Regions from separate parts of the Mus musculus genome. Here region 1 is linked to region 2. The links are chromatin loops, found by intact Hi-C in ENCODE. Cell type or tissue: heart. All regions are shown on one strand. Each heading gives the region's core, and the rest is flanking DNA. Links, peaks and the distances in the headings are about the cores only.

Region 1 (11,362 bases), core at 2,221-10,220, 150 kb before region 2:
CTGCATTTACTCATTGCCCCATTCCCTCACCCCTGAATTTACTCATTGCCCCATCCCCTCACCCCTGAATTTACTCATTGCCCCATCCCCTCACCCCTGAATTTAATCATTGCCCCATCCTCTCACCCCTGCATTTACTCATTGCCCCATTCCCTCACCTCTGCATTTACTCATTGCCCCAGCCCCTCACCCCTGCATTTACTCATTGCTCTATCCCCTCACCCCTGCATTTACTCATTGCCCCATTCCCTCACCCCTGCATTTACTCATTGCCCCATTCCCTCACGCCTGCATTTACTCATTGCCCCAGCCCCTCACCCCCTGCATTTACTCATTGCTCCAGCCCCTCACCTCCCCTGTACTGTCCTGGTGTCCTCATCTCCCCACCTGCTCATACACTGGCCTACATATGCCCTCAGCTTTCTAAGTCCAGTGTTGACTTGCACCTGTCCCAGAACCTAAAGATCCTGAAGATTGTCACCCCCTCCATGGTCTAACCTCCTCAGATGCCTTCTTAGGTTTTAAAATCAAAGGCTCACACCAGGACAGGCCTCCCCTCCAGTCCTCTGGCCCTAGTGAGCATGTCATAAATGGTTCACATGTGGGTCTTTCATCCCCAGAAGGTCTTCATGGGTCAGATCTGCTGGCCATGGACCTCTGTGAACAGCTGTAGAGGGAGCAAGGGGTAGGGAAAAAGTAAGGAGGCAGCCATCATCCTTCAAAGTAAAGAAACAAAGGCTTTGAGACCTTTCAGGGACTGGCCAAGGTCACCAAGCAGGTGAAACTCAGAGCCCAAACTAGATCAGGGCCAGCAATCTGTCCCAAAGTGGACACAGTCAGAGGTACAAAAAAGAAAGACTCTGCTATGTGGTCCCAAGTTGTGCCTGTGTTTGGCAGGCTGCTGGGTAGGGAGAGGGGTAAGGGGTGGACCCCAATAGGCCATCCATCCATGAGTGCGACTTCTGTCTTCTGTGATGTGATACCACCTGCAGCCACAAGGTGGAGCACCTGCCAGCTCTAAAGCCCTAACTTGTTAAGAGGGATTTGCAGTTTACCATCCCTAGCTCCCTCATCTCCCTCCTGAGCACTGGCTCACTACCCACAGCTCCCATGCCAGGCAGGCAGCTCAGAGCCTGCTTTCTGCCACCCCACAAGACCTGACAAAGCTGTACAGAAGACCCTCTATTGCAGGAGTAGACCCTCCAAGGGTCACAGCCAGAGTTGGAGATGCTGGAGTAGAGCCTTCCACGTGTCAGGTCCTATCACACCCATGTTCCTTCCAAGATGCCTTGTGATGCTGTCATGGGAACAACCTAGAACAGAGTGTACCTAACACATCAGGGTTGGGGTTTCCCCTGAAAAACAGCTGTTACACTGGTGGGGCCTCTGACTTCAGAGTACATTACTTCAGGGCAAGAAAATATGTGAATTGGGTTTCTAGATGACATCTGACCATTTACTGGGCCCCCACTCAGGGAGTGCCTAGAATGGGGAGAGGAACAGGCATTGTGCGCAGACACACATTTATCTGCCTGCCGCCATCAGACTATACAGCCCTCGCTGCTCAGCCTTCTCAACTCCACCTTGCAGACTCTGAGTCCTGATCTCCCACAGGCCGCTGCTGCTGCTTGCCTCTTCAGTGGGAAGAGACTAGGGGCTGAGACCCAGTCCCAGCTGCTGTCTGGTTACAGAGAGCAGCTCGTTCCTGCACCTTACAGTCATGGAAATTAAGGCTCCAGGACAAGATTTCTCAACCTGTGGGTCACAACCCCTTTGGGGAGGGGGTGTCACATATCAGATATCCTGCCTATCAGATATTTGCATTATGATTCATAACACTAGCAAAATTATAGTTATGACATAGCAACAGAATAAGCTTATGGTTTGGGGAGGGGAGGTCACCACAACATGAGGGTTGCAGCATTAGGAAGGTTGAGAACCACTGTTCTCGGGCGTCCAAAGTTTGTGTGAGCCATGTCACATCAAGATCAGTGGAATAAGCCAGGCTTGTCTGATTAACTTCCTGTCCCAGGGAGGTCCTGCCTGTCCCAGGGGAGTCCCGTAATAGTGAGTCCCTCTCCTCTCCTCTCCTCTCCTCTCCTCTCCTCTCCTCTCCTCTCCTCTCCTCTCCTCTCCTCTCCTCTCCTCTCCTCTCCTTTCCCCTCCCCTCCCCTCCCCTCCCCTCCCCTCTCCTCTGACACTCTTCTCTTCTGCTGTGGAAATCAGAAGACAGTGGACACCCAATGTTCCTCAGGTCTCTGACATGAGGCTTTGGGGACCAAGAGGGTCCAGCTGGCCTCAGAGTGTTAACAGGTTCTAGCTACCTTCCTATAGATTCCAGTGAGGCCCAGGGGCTCAGAAGCACCTACTGGTCTGGCTCTGGCCTTTGATAGATATCCCTCTGTATCTAGCTCACTTTGAGCAGAGAAGGTGGGGTCAGTGGATCGCAGTGTGTGCGTGGCCTTTCATATCAGGTGGCTTTTAGGACAGCGGGTGGAAGAGAGATTTCCTTACTGTACAAGGTCAGTTCCTTTTCACCAGGGTGTGGAGTGAGTCTCTGCCTTCTCTGTCTCCACATGGTCATCCCTTTCAGTCTGTGTCCTGATTGTCTTTTGGTAAGAACCAGCCAGATAGCTGGGCAACGGTGACTGACACACGCCTTTGATCCCAACACTTGGGAGGCAGAGGCAGGTGGATCTCCTAGTTCGAGGTCAGTCTGGTCTACAGATTGAGTTCCAGGACAGACAGGGCTACACAGAGGAACCCTGTCTCAAATACTTCCTCCCCACGCAAGAACCACACAAACTAGACTGGAGGTAGCTCATGTGGCCCCATTGGCTTTTCTGGCCTCTGTAAAGACCCTGTCTTCAAATGCAGTCCTGTTCCGAGGTCTGGTATATTAGGACTTCAAATATTCAGATTTGTGAGACACAGTCGGGACCACAATAGCCTTTATCAGTTAATGAGGGGCCATGGTTGTGAGGAGCCTCTGAGTAGGTGGTGGTCATGGTAACCCCAAGTTCTCCTAGGGGTAGTGTCTGTCCAAGTCTGTCTTCTAGAATGTACTTATTGACCAGTTTCATTCTCCACCAGGCAGTGCCTGGGAATGGGTACCCAGTGAATGCTTGTGAGCAGGAGGGGAGGGATTAGAGAAGTCTGGCTCCATTGTGGGGCTCATCCTGGATACTCATGCAAAGAACATTCCTGGGCACCCTCTGGGTTATGCCAGGCTCTGGCTGTTGCGTGTATCTGCTGGTTGTCTTCCTGATGCGGTGATGCTATGGCCTCTGGTGGCTCAGCTTGACCAGAAGCCCCAGCATCTCCCAGGCTCCCTTCCCATCACCATTAACACATGCAGGCTGAACCGGAAACAGCAGAGATGGAGATATGCTACAGGAATAAGGCCAGAGAGGATTCTCCCCTGGGGTCAGGAGCTGAGGGCAGGGCCTGTCTACAGAGGAACAGGAAGCCAGAGAGAGTGACTGGACGTGAGGGGCAGGGCTTCCTGTAACACCTCGCATAGAGCCCTTCTGCAGCTGTGCTGGCTGGCTTCAGGATGTCCTGTGTGATAGTGAGGACCTGCCTGTCATGCCATCCTCATGAGTGCATGTCAGGGACTTACTTTTCTATTGCTTTGATGAGACATTATGACCAAGGTGACTTACAGACAAGTGTCTAATCTGGGACTCCCATGGGTTAGTCCGTTAACTATCACGGCAGGCAACATGGTAGCAGACAGGCAGGCATGGTGCTGGAGCGGTCGCTGGGAGCTTATACCTTGAGACACAGACATGAGGCAGGGAGAAAGTTAACCAGGAATATGGGTTTGTGGAACCTCAAGCACACCAGAAACACACCTCCTCTAGCAAGGCCACACCTTCTAATCCTTCCCAAACAATGTCACCATCTGGGGAACCAAGCATTCAAAATATGAGCCTATGGGGGCCATTTCTCATTCAAACCAACCCACCTTCCATCGAGAGCCTACTCTATAAAGCCAGCTCAGATCATAAAGCCTTTCTGAGGGCAGAGCCCTTCAAAGTAATCACGTGCCACATGGGTGTACTGGGGATTAAGCTTGCAATGCAGGGACTCTGGAGACACACTTTAACTTCAGCAGGGAGGGATCCCTACATGAATGCATCGAACCTCTCCTGGTAGAAGCTGCCCAGCTGAGTTCACAGGAGAAGGGTGGGGAATGACTCCCGAGAACTCTGGCTTCCTGGGAAGCTAGAAACATTTTCTAACTGGGCGACTGGTCAAGGGAGGCTTTGTGGAGCTGAAACTTTGGAGTTAGCTTGGAAGGTTGGGTAGGGCCAGAGTGGAGAGGCTCCCCCCTCCTCCGCGCCCCAGGGAGGATATGGTCTAGGCAATCCTGGAGGCAGGAAAGTAGCACTTGTGCTTGCAGGGGGCGGTGGGGGTGGGGCGACGACCAGAGTCCGGTTTTGCTGTAGGACAGAGAGGAAGCAGGGAAAGCCAGGGGTAGGAGGAACCAGCGAGATTGGTGTGGCATTGGGCTGGGATGCCGCACAAAGGTGACTCAGAGGAGGTTCCTGCCCAAAGTAGCTCTCATCTTGCCAAGACCAAGCCCTGCAGGCAGCTTAGCCTGGCATCTCACACTGCCAGCCAAGAGCCATTGGACAGACCTCATGTTGTGCTACACATGGGCATTGCTTCTCACTCTGCATTCAGAGAGAGAGAGAGCTCACCTACAGGAGCCTCTCTGGATGCCAGCCCCAGACCCTGGGACAAAGGCCTGTCTGGAAGGTAGGCAATGCTGGAGGACAAAAGGGGGCCTGAATCCTGCCCCCACCCACCCCACCCCCCAGAAAGCTTCAGAGTCCTTCAGCATTCCTCAAATCTCCTGGGGTGCTTGAGACATAATAAGGTGGGGGACAGTTCTGGATTGAGAGGGTTGGAGGTGAGGTCGTCAAAGCCCCGCAGTGCAAGCGGGTCATGTGGTCACAGGTCTAATGTGCTGTCTCCACTTGCTGATGCTGAGTTTGCTACAGTCACCCTCGTACCCTACAGTGGACCTCCTAGGTCAGACCCCATACGGTGCTGCAGGTCAGTCCTCCAACCAGGCTAGGGCCTGGGGTTCTGGAGGGTGTGGTCTTTTACCAGGTTCATTAGTTATCTTTCTGGGTCCTTGTCAACCCTGGTTTTTGAAAGGCGAGTCAAAACGGGGGAAGTGACTCCTGGAGGATCTCTTTTCCTTTAAGATAGTACTAGAGCTAAAGTAGGCTTCCTATCGCTACGGTGACATTTAAAGGTATGTGGCATTCCTGGTTAGGTACTGAGTGGGAGAGAAGGGAGGAGTTGCTCACTGCCCTCCAGGTGGAGGTTCCATGTCCTTTTCCCAGTGTGGAGCTGTGCTCTGAGTCCAGCCTGGCGGTGCCAGGACAAGTATTTCTACACCAAGCGCGGGTCTCCATTTGGCAGTAACCGTCAAGCCAGTTCGCCGGGAGAGAGGTGACAGTGGAGTGTATCCTTGTGCTCGGTTGTGCCCGTGGCTGCGACTGGCAGGCGGCCACGCGTGCGCGTGGGCACGCGCGGCGAGGACCCACGTGGGTCACCCAAACAAAGGCGGCGCCGCGTGATCGGGCGCGCGCGCGCGCACACACCGGGCAGGGAGGGCGGGGAGGCGAGGGGGCGGAGCGGGGCGGCGGCTTGCGCAGGCCCGGTCGGGGGGCGCGCAGACTCCGCGCAGCAGGACGTGAGCGCGCGACGCGGCGCCGCCTCCGCGCTCGTGGCCGGCACCCGCGGGGCCGCGTAGTCCCCGCTCCCCGGCGCCGCTGGGCTCCCGGGAGGGCGGCAGGTGCAGCGCGGCCGGGTGGCCGGCCAGGGGGGCGCCGCGGCGGCGGGTGGATGAGAGTTGGCCCCGATCATCCCGCAGGGTAAGCGGCGCGCACGCGGACTCCCACACGGACCTGGGCGACGCTGGCCACGCTCTGTCCTAGCTGCCGGGCCGCGACCCCGTGTGCCCACACTCTCACTCGGTGGCCCACAGCAGCGACCCTCCCTTCGGGGAGCAGCGCGGGCGCGCCCCCGCACACACGCTCCCGGGGCGCGCGTCACGGCCGCCCCTCGCGCGTACCACGGGCGCTGTGCGGGTCAGGGTCCTGGTGGGCGAGAGGCAGACGTCGATGGGACGCAGGGCCCAAACTATGATGTGGGGGAGTCATTAGATGGGTCACCATGCCTAGGCCGCTAGCGGGGGGGTCAGGATGAGGGCACAGCAAATGTCGTCCTACTGACCCACTCTCTTGGTGGTGGGGGAGGACTGAAAAGGAGGAGGGCTGTCCAGGCCGGTGTGGCCCAACAGATGACCCGGGGAAAAGTTGTGGACGCTTGCTCCCTTTCCACACCCTGCTCTCTGTTATATCTTTTCCTTTCATTTGGAATTAGCCTATGGGATTCTGGGGACAGTTGGCACCTGGGCTGGAGCTTAGGCCTATGTGTTTATACAACCGTTAAGGTGGGGTGCTGTGTGGCAGTCCCTAACCTAAGACTTCATCTGTCCAGAGCGGGACCAGCACCTCTGAAGGGTGGAGAGGGACTGACTAGTCTGGATGTTGGTTCCCCTGTGGCCTTCCTACCCGTGGCCAGGGTAAGAAGCAGGCTTCTAGGGCCAGAGGCAGAACCTTGTACTCTTTGGAACTTCCCATTTTCAGAGATAAGAGAGATTCAGTTTGGGGGGACCTTGTTCAGAGTGGGTTCCCTTCCTGCCTTGCCTTGTGTAGATTAGGGACAAAATTAAAGGTGCTGAGTCTTAACGCACTCCCCCCCCCAATCCTCAATTTCGCTGAACCCCAGCCAGGTAGGAGCTTGCTTTAGGGCCAGGTTCAGAAGGAGGGGTCATGGTCCAGGCTCTGTAGGGTTTGAAATAAAGGACAGTTGGAAGTTAGTTTATCTCGGATACCTGTTCTGTGAGATCGGGCAAGGCACTGTCACAAAACCAGCCCTGCCTCAGTTTCCTTATCAGTGGGTGACTAATGACAAGATAAGAGTTAACAAGATGGTGTGGGTTCCACGGCAGCCAGACACACTCTAGGTGAGGAGTCAGGCAAGGCCATCCACCCTGTGCCTCTCAGGTGGCTTAGTGGCCCTGCAGAGATCGGAAGAATCTTCTCTCATTCTGCCCAACCTGTTCCCAGGCCCATTTGGGGATACACAGCCCAGTCCAGTCAGAGTGCTTTATTTAGTATCCCTGACCCGTGCTAGGATGAAGCCACAATATAAAGATGCTCTCTGGGACACCCCAGCTGGGAGTCTCAGTCAACATGCCTGCTCCTCCCTCCTCCCCAAACTGCTTGTGGACTTGGAGCCCCCTGCCTTTGCTGTGGTACTGATTACTGAACTCCCAGGGGTACGGGCTAGGATATCTAGGAGGTTGGATACCCAGGATGGAATTCTTTGTGGACCATCATTTCCCTGCTTTCCTCTGCCATCCTGGCTGATGGTGGTGAACATGGCTGTCCCTGTTGGTTCCGGAGATGTCTGTCTGAGTCCATGCTAGAACTTATGTCCTATAAACTGCCCGAGATAGTCTCAGAGTTGAGGTCTGTTTCCACCCAGCCTGGGCACCTGTTTATCCTGTGCCTCCTCCCCAGGCAGGCAGAGAGGTTTTTGCAGAGGTGTATTCCTTAAGGGAAAACCAGTGGTCTCTCTCTCTCCAAACCTCCTGGTGCCCTCCATTATCGTGGCTCCCCCGGAGTGGCGCCAGCAGACAGCGCAGTCGTCGGTGCCAACAGCCGTGGCCTCCGCTGTCCTCATTCTCTCTGGGCTTCACCTTCACCTTCACCACCTAGAAAGAGGAGAGTCGGACCTGTTTCCTGAATCAACATTTCTGCCTCACAATAGCGAGTGCTCCACACAATGGAAACAGTGTCACCGGAGGCTCTGAGACTTGGCTGTGCTTGTACGGCATAGGAAGTTACAGCTGTTTAGAAATAGCAACTCCAGCCATGCCACATCTGGACAGAATTCATGTCTGGAGAACCAAAGGCTTAGTATTCTGCTGTGGGATCCTTGTTGGCTAATGTGCTTTGTGGTGTCCCTTCCTTCTCTGGGGACACATGGGAGCCCTATCCAGTTCCTCATGCACTGGTAGGGCTTCTCTCTAGAAGCCGGATCTACTGAGCCTTTACAGGGTTGGGGTGCTCATGATGGGGCAAGGACTGTGTTTGGGGGCCGTCCTCTTTGGGGAGCTGGGTAGGTAGGTTCTCCTTCTAAGCAGCCCTGGCCCCTCTGCTCTGGTGTTTGGCTTTCTTGGTATATCATAATGGCAGCACTTTAGTGTGTGTGGCGGTAATTGTCTGTCAGTGGAGATGCAGTGACTGGCTTGTGTGGTTGGGCCACCTTTTCTGAGCTTCTGCATTCTTCCCTGCTAGGTGGACTGCGAGGGTGCGGCTGGCCCTCTGGCAGTGCGGGGCAAGGCGGCAGCCCGCTTGTGTAGGTAGGTGGCTGTTGGGACAGTTGCTGTGGTGTGTCAAGAGTGGAGAAACAGCAATCCTGAATCTAGAGAGATAAGATGGGAGCCTTGCAAAGTGAGTCACAGGTGAATGCCGTGAGGCAGATCCTCTCTCCCCGGCCTCAGGTGGCCATTTCCAGGGAGGCCTCCACCCCAGGGCCGTTTGACCATAAACAGGGTCTCTGGAAGGTTTGGAATGTGAGCTCTGTGAGCTGACTGGGGACTTTTTGGTACCATTCATAGTGGCCTTGGGGCTGCATTCTCCTTGGCTTTTCCCTGGTGGCTTCCAGCTTTTCTTCATTCTAGACAGAACTAGAAAATAGTGGTTAGAGAAGGGGCGAAAGTCCTTAGCCAGGTGTGGGCCAGCATTAGGGAGGAGGCCTAGCCCAGCCCAGGTGGGTGGGCCCAGGGCAGCTGTACCAGGTCAGAGCCTGTGGCTGATGGAGAAATGCCGAATAAAGAAAAAAAAATCCTGCTGTGACTTAGGGGTTTTCCTAATTGTAGAAAACATCGATCTTTTCTCCTGGGGTGTCTGTGTGTGGCCAGTACTGAAGGCCTGGGAGGGGACTTTCAGCTATAAGTCACCACTAATAACATTTGACATCTAAAGGCTATTGTTAAGACTATTTGGTGTTTGAATTATAACCAGGGTTGTGATTATACTTAAGCCTGTGATTAAAGTCCCCTGTGGTTAGACAGGAAGACAGGAAGCGTTAGCCTATCTTAAAAAAAAAAAATCAGTAGTAAGAGAAATCCATGTACGTACTGCACACTGTGCCAAGTGCCAAGTGCCTCCTCTCACCCCACGTACTTTTGCTGTGATCATTGGGTAAAGAAACTGAGGCACAGAGAGGGCCACAGCTGGTTCAAGGGCTTGTTAGTTAGTTCCATAGCAGAGCTAGGATTTGAACTTGTGGCCACAGCAGCTCTAGGGCCCCATGATAACCCTTCTGTAAAGCTGAGTTAAAAGGACCATGTGGTTTTTAAAGGTGTGGCAGTATCTCGCCGAGGACCTGGTGACATTCTGCTGAGATGTTCTCGTTCATGGTTTGTTTTTGTGACTATTGATGGTGGGTTCTGTGGTGGGCTCCCTCCCACGGTAGGGGTACCTCTAATATAGAGAAGTTTGGGGGTTTCTCCAAGATACAAGACTTTGTCCCTTTTTCCTGTTTGTCTCTCTTCCCATGCAGAGGGCCTCTCCACACCCAGTTATCTCCATGTCCCTTGTGTCTGGCAGCCTCTAGTGATCCTCAGTGGCACCAACTGGGCACCGTGCTCTGCCTTCTCTGGGCCATTTGGCAGGTCATACTGCAAAGACCCTTGCTTTAGGGTTCCTCTGTAGTTGAGCCAGGCTGTGCAACCAGGAGGGGCCAGGCTCTCTGACAGCTGCCGCAGGGAGGGAGCGAGCCTAGGAGAGAATTTGTTCTTTTTCAGCCGCTTTGTTGAGGAATAATTCACATGCCACACTACCCACCCCTTACAGAGATAATTTACTGCTTTCGAACCCATTCATAATCTTGTCAACTATCACCATGAGCCTTAGAGAGTGTTTCCAGACCCAGGCAAGGAGCAGGTAGCTGGCACTCCACTGCCTCTTTCCCCAGCTGAGGCCATCACCACAATCTATCTGTGGATTTGCCTCTTCAGGACACGTAGTTCTGCCTGGTGTTCATCCATCCCCTTTCCTGACCCTGCTCCACCCCCCATATCAATGCTCTGTTGTACCGTTAACATTTGAAGCTGGTGTGGTTCACCTGTTACTGTTTGTGCACTAGTACGCATATGTTTAAAAAGTTGTAGATTACATTCACTTGTGTTCGTATGTGTGGGTACGAAGTGCCACAGCATAGGTGTGGATGCCAGACAACAACTTCTGGGAGTCAGTGCTCTCCTTCTACCATGGGGTTCTCTGTCCCTAGGGATGAAACTCCGGTCATCAGGTTAGGTGACAATCTCTGTTTCCATCCATGGTTATCAGCAAAAGTTCTCTGTTTCCTTCATCTTTACCTCATGCCTTTGTTTCTGTCCCAGGGCCCCATCCAGGTCCCATATATGTCTGGTTGTCGTATTTCCTTAGGCTCCTCTTGACTGTGACCCTGTCTCAGACTTTGGTTGCCTCCTTGAGGAATGTGGTGGCCCGTGGGGCGCTGTGTTGGAGCCTGCATATCGCTTGGGAATCTGCTATTTAGATTTAGATGGTTTTGTCATGATCAGTCTGGGGTGATGGATGTGGGAAGGGTGGCCAAGGGAAAGGGGCTCTGTGCTACTCTCCTATAGGCCAAGAACCCAAATCATTTGGAATTTTGTGTGGATAGGGGAATTGCTTCTCTTTCACGTAGCGACTTATTAATCATTGATTTCTACTCGGGTTGATTCATATCTTTATACTTTATTGTGCAATTCCACCTGGCTGCTTTCCTTACTCTCTTCTTTTGCTATTACTACCCTGGGTCCTGTAGATGCCACATCCCTGCAAGATCCTAATCTCTTCCCTGTTTGATCCATAGGACATTCCAGGTTCAAACCTAGGGTCTGCCCATTCTATAGACAGCATCAGAAACCCAGATCTAGCCGGGCGGTGGTGGCGCACGCCTTTAATCCTAGCACTCGGGAGGCAGAGGCAGGCGGATTTCTGAGTTCGAGGCCAGCCTGGTCTACAGAGTGAGTTCCAGGACAGCCAGGGCTACACAGAGAAACCCTGTCTCGAAAAAAACCAAACCAAACCAAACAAAGAAACCCAGATCTAGTGCTGGTTGCTATTGGGGTTTGGTTGCTTCTAGACCCCCCTCAAATGGAGGAAGAGGAAGTGTGTGTGTGAATTCTGACCCCTGTGCACCTGCATCTGTTGATGAGCACCTCCATGCGTAGAGATCTGTGTCTATAACAAGG
Region 2 (11,362 bases), core at 2,355-10,354:
GGCCTTGATCCTGCAATCCTTTTGTCTCAGTCTCTTGGGTACGTGGCTATACTTCACTCTTTTTCATCTTTGTCAATCTAGAGATGAATGCTATTTCATGTATTTTCTATTAATTCTTTTAAAAGATTTATTTATTATGAGCATACTGTCACTGACTTCAGACACACCATAGGAGGGCATCAGTTCCTATTACAGATGGTTGTGAGCCACCATGTGGTTGCTGGGAATTGAACTCAGAACCTTTGGAAGAACAGTCAGTGCTCTTAACTGCTGAGCCATCTCTCCAGGCCCTTCTATTAATTTTTAAAGTCTCCTTTTGTGCAGCTCAGGCTGAACTCCAGATCCTCCTGTTTCTGCTTCTTGGGTGTTGACATTACAGGTTTGTGCCATGTGTCCTGTTTTTGTTTACAATTTGTATTTCCTTTTAAAATGTCTTGATTAATTTTGCTTTTCTTAAAACACATACTTAATTATAAAAATTGTATCTATTTCCTATATGAATTAAAAATATGTATAAAATATGTTCATTTTATGTATATGAGTACACTGTTGCTGTCTTCAGACACACCAGAAGAGGGATTCCATTACAGATGGTTGCGAGCCACCAAGTGGTTGCTAGGATTTGAACTCAGGACCTCTGGAAGAGCAGTCAGTGCTCTTAACAGCTGAGTCATCTCTCCAGACCTCTGTATGGAATTTTTGATCTTCTTACTTACAAGGTTTGTGTATATTAACTCCTCTTCAGATATGCTACACACACACACACACACACACACACACACACACACACACACACACACACACATACACACACACATATTTTTTTCATTTCAACTGTTTTTTTTTTTTTTTTTTTTTTTTGGTTTTTCGAGACAGGGTTTCTCTGTGTAGCCCTGGCTGTCCTGGAACTCACTCTGTAGACCAGGCTGGCCTCGAACTCAGAAATCCACCTGCCTCTGCCTCCCAAGTGCTGGGATTAAAGGCGTGCCACCACGCCCGACATTCAACTGTATTCTCGACAAACATTTAACACACCCAGTCTTCACCACATGCTTCCCGCTTTGCTCTTGTAGTGAGAAGAACACGTAATTTCAGGGAGGAAGGATTTATTTTGATTGGTGACTTGAGAGGGTACAGTAGGAGTGGTCCCAGTCTGATTACATTTTATAGGCAGCTAGGAAGCAGAGAGAGCTTGGGCCAAGCTAATTTCTTAAAGTGTACCCCCAGTGATATGCTTCTCCGACTGAGGCCCCACTTCCTAAAGGTTTCCCATTTCCCTAAAGCCAACAGCAGCTGGGGATGAAGGATTTACATACAGCAGCCTGTGAGGGACATCTCACTTCCAAACAGAACCATCTTCTTACTGGGCAGCTGCCACAAAAGTTTGCCAGCTCCTGTGGAGCAGATGTAGGTGGCTACGTCTCTGAGGGACCTTGGGTGAATCAGAGCTTCTGATCTTGTTTGCAGTTCTTGGTCAGAGAACACGACAGTCAGTGCTAAGGAGGAACGGTGCTGAACATCCCAGGCTCTGCCACAGGTGGACCCTGAATGCTATGGTACCCGATCTGCCAGGCAAGTCGTGCAAGAGTGGTGTGGGCTAATCAGCCACTTTAAAAATGAGATCTGAAGCCTGTTACACAGGAGGGAATTCATGCCTGGTCAAAAGTCCATAGCCTGGGAGGTCATAGGCCCTAAGGGAAAAACCTACTGCGGCTGTCTTGCTAAAAGGGCCTGTTATCAAACTGCCTTTTAAACATTGATGTTTATCGCCTCTCTTTGCAGTAGGCAACAGTCAATTCAGAGACTCAGAACAACTCAGACTATTGAGTACTCAGGCCTAAAGGAAACGTCTGAGTTAGTCTATTGTCCTCAAGGCTCAAGGAACTTCACAGGAGTGGGAAGAAAGGGAGAGAGGGAAGAAGGAGTGAGCGTCAAAGCTGGGGAGTGGGAAGGAGCGCTGGGATGGCCATTCAGCTCGGCCTCCCAGCCATCACACTGAGACCTGTGTTACCCACTGGTTCTCGATTCATCTCTTTCCTTAACCGATGATGTTCCTTGCATTTTGTGCTGTCTCACCTACACAGCCTCAAGTCCTGGTCACAAGAGACCCAGTGCGACCTCCCTCCTCATTCCTCCAGCCTCCCAGTGAACCCTGCCGTTTCTTGACTGCATTGTTTGAATAATCTGCCTCACCCCGGAGTTCACAGCAGCTCAGTGCAGAGCAGAGCAGGAGCTTAGACACACGCTAATGTACATGCAAAGATCATAGATGCGGAAAAACCACACAGACTGTCACAAGCACCTGACAATAGTCTGCTTTAAGATACTATCATGACAGCACAAGGAAACCTATGAATTTTCTGATTATTGTTTCAACACCCAGAGGGCAAACACTCCTCTGGATTTGGCTTTTAGCATTCTCATGCTTTAAAAAAAATGGTATTAATAAAACAGAGCACTACTAAACGGTATTGTGCCACATGCATCCATTATAGCCTTTTCTCTCAACCGTGTGAAATTAATGTTGATGTCTGTAAAAGTGAATTTATTTTTTATTACCAGAGTTTTCTAGCGGGGAAACTCGTTTGTCAATTCTTCTGCAGATGACATTTTGATTGCTTTTCTTCCCACCCCCACCTCCACTAGGAGGGAAAATGAAATGAACACTCTTTTCCTTGCAGAGCTGGGTTCTCCGCTCCAGGGCGTATAACCTGAGGGAAATTGCTGAGTTGCACAGTATCTTTATCTACTAGAGAATTTTAAAGGGTCGGAGTTATCGAATGCACTTGAACGACCCTCCTGCAGGTCATGGAAGCTTGTCTGTTTACAAACCCACATTTTCATCTGTCTTGGCCTTTGCAGTTGTCTTCAGTCTTTTCCTTGTCAAGCAGTGTACTCCTGCTTTTCATCTGCTTGTCTGCACCTCTTACAGCTACTGAGCAGCAACTGTTTGCCTCACCTAGAGTCTGATATACTTGAGAGGGGGAGTGGGAGGATCAGAGTAGCCTGAGGAACACAGCCAGGCTCTGTCTTCCTCCTCAAACAGTTCCATCTGAACAGATTTCTTACCTCAGGCATTTGGGACTCTGTCCAGTCTGGTTCTTGCACAGGTCCCAATCCCAACCCCACACTGCTGTAACTTTTAAACCTATCTTCCTACATTCTCCTTTTGAATCCCATTTCTGCCCTTCCTACAGCCATTTCTAAATACTCCCTACCTTGGCTTTGTCTTGGTGACTGTCAGTCATGATAGTGCTGGCCCCGATTACTAGGGGGTTGTTTGCCCCTGGCCTTTCAACCAGTCTGTCTCATTCTTTAGTATAGTGTCTGAGTGAGACGACACAGACCGGACATAACCTTGGGATGCAGACAGATGTAATCTTGGCTTCACTCCTTGCCCCCAAGTCAGTATGCAGGAAAGCCTACAGCGGCTGCGGACGGCTGAATTTAGGGCACCATTGTCACACCTAGCCTGTCTCTGCAGTGGATTCTCTCTGTGCTCTTACACAACATTTTCTTTCTTTCTTCTGCTCTACTCTTCCTCCTACTCCTGTTGGCTCCTTGCTTTTTCAATCTTTGCATAGACCAGACTAAGCTGGAGAGGACTGGCTTTGATATTGCCTGAAGGAGACTCTTGAGGCTACTGGGACCCTATCCTTGGTGAGGTCTTATGGCTGAGATTAGGAATCGAGCTCTGGAGCCTACTTTTTTTTTTTTTTTTTTTTTGAGTCAGGGTCTATGTAGACCAGGTTGGTTTTAAACTTACTGAGATCCTCCTGTCTCTGCCTCCCAAGTGCTGGTATTAAAGGCTTATGCCACCAGGCCTGGCCCCTATGGCCTTCTAGAACTCCACTAGGGGAGGATTTTAAGACTTCCCCACCTCCTGGCACCACACACATATGCTAGGTAAGCATTGTTACCACTAAGTCCCCAGCCTTTACTATGCATATTTTAATTCTTTTCAGAGGTCTCCTTATAAACCCCAAGCTGATCTTAAACTTGAGGATCTTTTATCTGCAGCCTCTGATGGCTGGGATTATACACCTATGCCAATGATGCTCAGGTTTTATTTAAAAAACATGATACACTGGGGTGGTGAGGTGGCTCATAGAAAGTGTCTGTCTGTGGCATAAGCATATGGACCTGGGTTTGCATCCCTAGCATCATGTAGAATCCTGGTGTGCCCTAGAACGTCCGTGCTGGGTGGGCAGAGAAAGGGAGAGTCCCTAGAAGCCTAGGCAATTGATGAGAGCAGGTAGAGTAAGAGGTAAGTAAGTTGGTAAGCCACAGGAATCAAAGACGGGAGGCTGTGGTCCGACTGCTGTGTCTAACTTCTCGCCCGAGTGGAGAGGAAGACAGAGCCTGGCTGTGTTCCTGGCTGGTCTGATCCTCCCATCCCGCCTCTCAAGTATCTGGGGCTGTAGGTGAGACAAACCTACACTGAACAACTCAGGAAGGAATGGGGCACACCTCTGCACACTCTCCTTCAGGGAGACTTCCAGACTGTCACCAAAACCAGAAACACTACCCTGGGGGAGGGCTACAGGACTTGCACGCAGCACAGAGGCTGCACAGGCTCTCATCAGCGCCCTGCCTCTCCCCTGTGCAGTCCTCAGCAGCATCCTCCAGCAGGTCACAGGACTCCTCATCAGCTCTGTAACATGGGAGCTGCTCTCAAAAGTGCCTGATATGCAACCCAGCAAGAAAGCCGAGAGGAAAGAAGGCTGGCTTTGGTAATGTGGGGTCACACCGAAGAGACTGGGACTGTGTCAGTTTCCTGTGACATCCGTAGTAGCCTAAGGAGGTGGAAATGTTTCCCCTTTTTGGGTCCTGAAACCAAGATGTCAGCAGATTGTGCTGTCTGTGAGGGCCATTTCCCACCATGTCTACATAGACATCTAGGGTTGACTACTGGCTGCTGCCTAACACACACACACACACACACACACACACACACACACACACACACACACGAACATATTACCGGTTTGTGTGTCATCCTTTTGTAAGGACCATGCTAATCTCTGTATTATTCCAATTTTAGTAGGTATACCACTGAAGTGAGCACCCAATTTTTTTTTTTTTTTTTTTTTAGATTTATTTATTTATTATATGTAAGTACACTGTAGCTGTCTTCAGACACACCAGAAGAGGGCATCAGATCTCATTACGGGTGGTTGTGAGCCACCATGTGGTTGCTGGGATTTGAACTTCGGACCTTCAGAAGAGCAGTCGGGTGCTCTTACCCACTGAGCCATCTCACCAGCCCCATAGCACCCAATTTTTAATTTCCATTCTCCTGCCTCCCTCTTGAGAAGCTGGGCCATAGCTATGTACCACTAAAGTTTTATTTCAAAGAGCTCTCGAGGCAGTGCTAGGACATGATTATTAATCTTAGTTTTGCTAGGTCTCTCAAATTCTAAGGATTATTAGAAGTAGGATTCCAAGGAGAAGCCAAGGCTATGTTCCATAAGTTGTGCCTGAAGGGGTCACCTAGGACCTGTTGACATTGTCCCTGGTATTTCCTGAAGTTTCTATGCTTGTGTCAAAAGGGATTCCTAGAGAGCCCGGTATTGTCATCCAGACAGCAAACATTTGGGATGTACTATTTCAGTTCCTAAGGCTCCGGCTGTGCAGGAAATGAAGAGGAACAGGTGCCACCCCTTTCTGCAGAGTCAAAGTGGAGTCAGGTAGCTGCTGCAGTCTAAAAGGAGCTGCAGAAGGCTTTACTCTTAAAGAATGGGAACAAAGTTGAGATACAGGGCTCTAGGCCATTGACCCTGCTCTGAGTACTGAGGATAAGTCTGGCATACAACTGGGCTAAGCTATATAAGGTTCTTTAGTGTGATTTCTTGCATCCACCATGTGCTAACCCAACACCACTTTCAATATGTCTAGAAGTCTGGGTCTTGAGAATATAGTCAGGGCCTGGGTTAAACAGGAAGACCATATCAAAAGCAGAAAAAGTGCACGAGACAGCTGTCGTGAATATGTTTCTCAGTAGTAAAGGCCACAAGTTGGCATTACCAGTGTTTCACTAAAGCTCCGGCCTGAGATGCCAGCCTCTCACCCTTGAGTCTAAGATCATAGAAATTTTACACCAATCACGTAAGTAATTTCAAGTAGCTACACTACACAGCAAAAAGTGAAAGTAAACATAACAATATATTCTACAGAACCCAATATATATAAAGTATCATTTAATGTAAACTTATAATTAACATTTCCGTATTAAGATTTTTGGATCTTGAATGTATCTTACAATTAAGCACACTTTACTGCGGTCTTGGAAGCACGCAAGCGCCGGCAAGATGAAGTCTTCGTGTCTCCGTGCCTATTCGTTTTTCAGCTGAAGCCCAGGCAGATCCCCGCCATCGCTTCAGATGTGCTCCGGTGGAAGTCGCTTCCTTCACCTCACTGTGCAGTGTTTACTGATCCGGGGTCAATGCCCTGGCGATGAGGCTTGGACCACACTACAGCGGGAGAAGCTCTCCATCCTCCCGCTCGCCTGTCCGCCCGCAGCAGGGTCCCGATCTGCCTGTGCTCCTTCTGGTTCTCGGTACTTGCTGGTTGGCTGCGAGCAAATAAGACCGACTCGGACCCCAGACGCACGCGGCTCCGGAGTTCATGGCCGGGGATCAGAGGCCGGGATCCAGAGACCTCAGTCCGTGCCGCTCGACCCGAGCGCTCTCAGCGCCGCCAGAACATACGCAGCTCGCAGACTCCGCTTTCCTCCCTGCGCTACAGCCACGCACATATCCCAGCGTCGCCTTCTCATGGCGTCAAGCACTGCCCGAAACGAAGGCGGGACTTCCGGAATCGCCGAGTCACAACTTCCGGACGGAGGCGGAAGCGCCTCTCGGCTCTACGCTTCGGAGTCCTGGTGTCTCTGAGGGGGCCGCCGGGGCACAGGAGAGGGCCGCTGGAGGTGTGGCCGACCGCTCTCGGGTGTCAGGGTTGCGGATCTGAGGGATGAGGAGCGGCCATGGCCAGCGACGGGGCCAGGAAGCAGTTCTGGAAGCGCAGCAACAGCAAGGTCCCGGGCAGGTGGGTGTGACGGGGAGGACCCGGTCGGGGTCAGGGGTCAGAGGTCAGGTGGCCGTGCTGTCCCGTTGCAGTGCGGGTGGCGTAGGAGTCTGGGGAGGAGAACCTGGCTCCTAGGAGACTGTTGGGCTATGTGAGGGGCTAGGGGAGTCGGGGTCGGCAGTGGGCGTGTGGGAAATGAAAGGTGACAGTGGCCGTACCAATGAGCAAGGAGGACGAGGAGCTGCCCCAAGTGCTTCCAGAGCCTGGCAGGCAGGTTCTCTCCTGCGAAACTCCATGACTCCCTGGGGAAGCTGGAAGAAACTGACCCAGGTCATGCCCTGGAGAGTTTGGTTGAGTCAGGAAACTGGCCAGGGAGAGGCAGTGCCTGCAGGGGAGGTCGGTCTCTTCGGGGTGCATAGTGGTTTGAGCACTTGGGTTTTCGTCTGTCACATGTGGGCTGATGCTTTTCCTTTGAGCGTGGAAGCGCCTTGTGAATTTCTGTGGTCCCACCTTCTGGCCTCTGGACACCGGTCTTTTGACAGCAACAGGAAACACAGAATAATAATAAAAACACCTGGGTGCAGTCTGGAAGCTATCGAGCTCCAAAGTCCTTCTGTGATTGGTTATGTGGCCTGATGCCTCTCTAGGTCTTAGGGAGTGAAGAGACAGTACCCGGAAATGTATTTCAGAAAACTCCATCACAAGATTTCAAACATAGTTTATTCTGTTTTCTAGCCAAAGTCTCAGATATGAAATTTAAGATTCTAACATTAGCCACCTCTCCAGTCCTGAAGGTTTTGACATTGAGGTAACTTAAGTAGAACCATTCGTGAGCTCGGAAAATGGTCTGTCTTCCTGTGCTTCCTAAGAGACACCATTGTGTGAATGTTAAATTTGTAAACTCGGATATCCACTGTATTCAACCACAAAATGTGCTTTTCAAAGTGGCTGGGGCTTGGCACGGGTTACTGACTGCTGGGCCACAGTGACTTGGGAGATGGAGGAAGTCCTCAGAGGTACCCAGACACTGTATTTTTTACAGGACCTGGACTGGGCTTGCTTGAATAGTTAAGAACTTTTATAAAAGCTATTATTATAGTTTATGATGAGTAGAAGGTCCTACTGTGACAGGGATAAACACGTTGAGCCTAGTGCCAGATAAACAGAAGCATGTGGCAGTGTGACTTCTGTTGTTGCCTTCACATCTCGAGACTCAGTTCTTCTTCTTCCTCCTCCTCCTCCTCCTCCTCCTCCTCCTCCTCCTCCTCCTCCTTCTTCTTCTTCTTCTTCTTCTCCTCCTTCTCCTTCTCCTTCTCCTTCTCCTTCTCCTTCTCCTTCTCCTTCTCCTTCTCCTCCTCCTCTTCCTCCTCCTCCTCCTCCTCTTCCTCCTCCTCCTCCTCCTCCTCCTCCTCCTCCTCCTCCTCCTCCTCCTTTTCCAAGACAGAGAAACCCTGTCCTGGAACTCACTCTGTAGACCAGGCTAGCCTGGAACTTAGAAATCAGCCTGCCCCCACTTCCCAAGTGCTGGGATTAAAGGCGGGTACCACCACTGCCCGGCCTCAGTTCTTCTTAAGTATGAGCTGTAATTTATTGTTAAGAGTCAACTGAGATTTAAAAATAATGGAGTTGCTGTATGGAGTTGTAGAATTCATTGACCCTTTCCATTAAATACTGTCTCTTGATAGTGCATTTTTTATTTTTTATTTTTTGAGCTAGGGTCTCATTTATAGTGCAGGCTGGCCCTGAGCTTCTGACCCTCCTGCCTCATTCTCCCGAGTATACAAGTCACTATACCTGGTGTGGTAGTTTGTCTTCATACTGGGCTAGACAGTAACATTCCTAATATTTTACTGTGACTGTGACCGTGACCTTGCTTGGAAGCAGGATCTCTGTAGACATTACTGAGCAATGGGGAGGCCCTCATTCAGTCTCTGGTTCCCGTAAGAACATGGAACTTCATATACAGAGGAGAGACAGAAGTAGGGGGCATGACCATGCAAAGATGGAAGCAGAGATTGCAATGATGTGTTTACAAGTCAAAACTGGGATTGCCGGGAACCACCAGAAGCTGGACGTGGCGGGAAATGGCCCTCACAGACAGCACAATCTGCTGATATTGTGGTTTCACGACCGAAGGAGGGGAAACATTTCCACCTCCTTAGGCTACTACGGATGTCACAGGAAACTGACACAGTCCCAGTCTCTTTGGTGTGACCCCACATTACCAAAGCCAGCCTTCTTTCCTCTCGGCTTTCTTGCTGGGTTGCATATCAGGCACTTTTGAGAGCAGCTCCCATGCACTGATGAGGAGTCCTGTGACCTGCTGGAGGATGCTGCTGAGGACTGCACAGGGGAGAGGCAGGGAGAGACCTGTGCAGCCTCTGTGCTGCGCGAATGCCCTGTAGCCCTCCCATGGGGTAGTGTTTCTGGTTTTGGTGATAGTCTGGAAGTCTCCCTGAAGGAGAGTGTGCAGAGGTGTGCCCCATTCCTTCCTGAGTTGTTCAGTGCCCACATTCTGGGTTTTCACCTGTATAGGAACGTGCTAGCAGAGATCTAGGCCAGGCTCTCAGCATCTTGCCCACTCTTCAAGTGTGCTTCATGATTGTTGTCTTCAACCAGGGAAGCCGTGTGTGTGTGTGTGTGTGTGTGTGTGTGTGTGCCCACAGAGTCTTACCTCCGACTTCCAGACAGTGAAGGGAGTTTTGCACATCTTCTCAGTCCCTTGATAGTGAAGATGATGGACGGAGTTCCATCAAGGACCTGGTGTTTGCCATATACTGTTCTCAGTGCTCCACTGATACGTTGTCTACTAGGAGTTGGCCATTTGCAAGATATGGCTTTGTCCTCTAGGCAACACTGAGCAAGCCCTTGGTTGTCCCTCAGCGATGCTTGTTACACACAGATGTTCCTTTGTGCTGTCTCACACCTTTGTAACCTGGCCACTGCTCAGCTTTTTAGCCCCTACTCCTATGCATTCTTTTGAACTGTGCATTGCTGGTGGCCTTCTAGGGTCTTCCACATCCCATGCTGTATTTTCCATATACATGGGAAGCTGCATTTTCACGCTCTGTGCAGCTGACTGAATGTTCCTTCCCTCCTCGCTTACGTTTTTCTACTCTTCACACTTCACCTGCAGCCTGCTTCCTTAATGCCTTGCTGGCTCAACTGCAGCGTGGACTTCCTGCACTGGCTTCTTCAGTTAGGCCACAGGCTCTGCCTGTCTAGGAAGTACACTGCTCCCAGCTTCATTGTGAAGGACTGAGAAATGGTGGTTGGTCCCAGCTATCTCTCACATTAGCCTGGAGTGAGAAAAAGATTGGGCTAGGAGAGTTATGTGAAGAGATGGTCTTAAGATCCCTCTATTATGTGCACTTCTGGTCTTTGTATGTGTATTTAATAGAATTGTTTTATTTTTTATTTTTATTTTTTTAGAAGTTCCTTTTCTGGGTGAGCCAACACATAGAAAGACTATATCTTTTAGCAGGAGGCTACCCATCTGAGTGGGTTTTAGCCATCTCATCCTGTGATCTGTGTGATACTTCCAATTTTTGCCATTCCTGGAGCCTTTGGTTGCTGTATCTGTCAGGTGGCTGTGGCAGCCAAGGGAAGATTTGCTTGACCTATGTCTTAGTGAGGGTTTCTATTGCTGCGACAAATACCATGACCAAAAATAAATTGGGGAGGAAGGGTTTATCACTGTTCATATCGAAGGAAGTCAGGACAGGAACTCAAACAGGATAGGGACTGGGAGGTAGGAGCTGATGCAGAGGCCATGAGAAATGCTGCTTATTGACTTGTTCTTCATGGCTTATTCAGACTGTTTTCTTGTACACCCAGGACCACCAGCTCGGGTAACACTGCCCACAATGGGCTGAGCCCTTCCCCAATTAATCACTAATTAAGAAGATGCCCTACAGCCAGATCTTATGGAGGTCTTTACTTTTCTCTCTTCTCTTCTCTTCTCTTCTCTTCTCTTCTCTTCTCTTCTCTTCTTTCTATCTTTCTTTCTAAGATTTATTTATTTATTTTACGTTAGTACACTGTCACTCTCTTCAAACACTGGGAGAGGACACTGGATTCCATTACAGATGATTGTGAGCCACCATGTGGTTGCTGGGAATTGAACTCAGAACCTCTAGAAGAGCAATCAGTGCTCTTAACCGCTGAGCCATCTCTCCTGCCCGTGGAGGCATTTTCTTAGTTGAAGTTCCCTCCTTTTAGATAACTAGCTTGTGCCAAGTTCACAGAACCATCTACCACAGCCTAGCTCCATTCTTTCAGACAGATAGATAGACAGACAAACAGAGATAGATAGATAGAGATAGAGATAGATATC

The links. Peaks named below come from ENCODE experiments on the same cell type or tissue, not always from the same donor. Only the 100,000 strongest peaks of a DNase experiment are listed, where the experiment ranks them.
Region 1: it touches region 2 in a loop (2.6-fold over the local background); 8 of 42 quality-filtered maps call a loop at or near these places.

The regions. Positions count from the first base shown.
Region 1 is chr15:86,053,065-86,064,426 of GRCm38, forward strand. Gramd4 (GRAM domain containing 4) reads left to right here and starts at 5,698. Exons shown (of 19, transcript NM_001379572.1): 1 at 5,698-5,897. The coding sequence starts at 5,869. Gm41375 (a long non-coding RNA gene) reads right to left here and starts at 5,552. Exons shown (of 3, transcript XR_875536.2): 1 at 5,328-5,552; 2 at 3,666-3,777; 3 at 503-667. In heart, for the core only: no CTCF peak of the experiment used is centred there; DNase peaks (open chromatin) are centred at 3,357, 4,577, 5,507, 6,247 and 4 weaker places; H3K4me3 peaks cover 2,288 bases; H3K27ac peaks cover 3,116 bases; H3K27me3 peaks cover 595 bases.
Region 2 is chr15:86,207,590-86,218,951 of GRCm38, forward strand. Tbc1d22a (TBC1 domain family, member 22a) reads left to right here and starts at 6,870. Exons shown (of 13, transcript NM_145476.2): 1 at 6,870-7,047. The coding sequence starts at 6,986. It overlaps Gm22818 (a small nuclear RNA gene), which reads right to left and starts at 5,068; the gene lies at 4,965-5,068. In heart, for the core only: no CTCF peak of the experiment used is centred there; DNase peaks (open chromatin) are centred at 4,812, 6,822, 7,482 and 9,252; H3K4me3 peaks cover 2,433 bases; H3K27ac peaks cover 1,869 bases.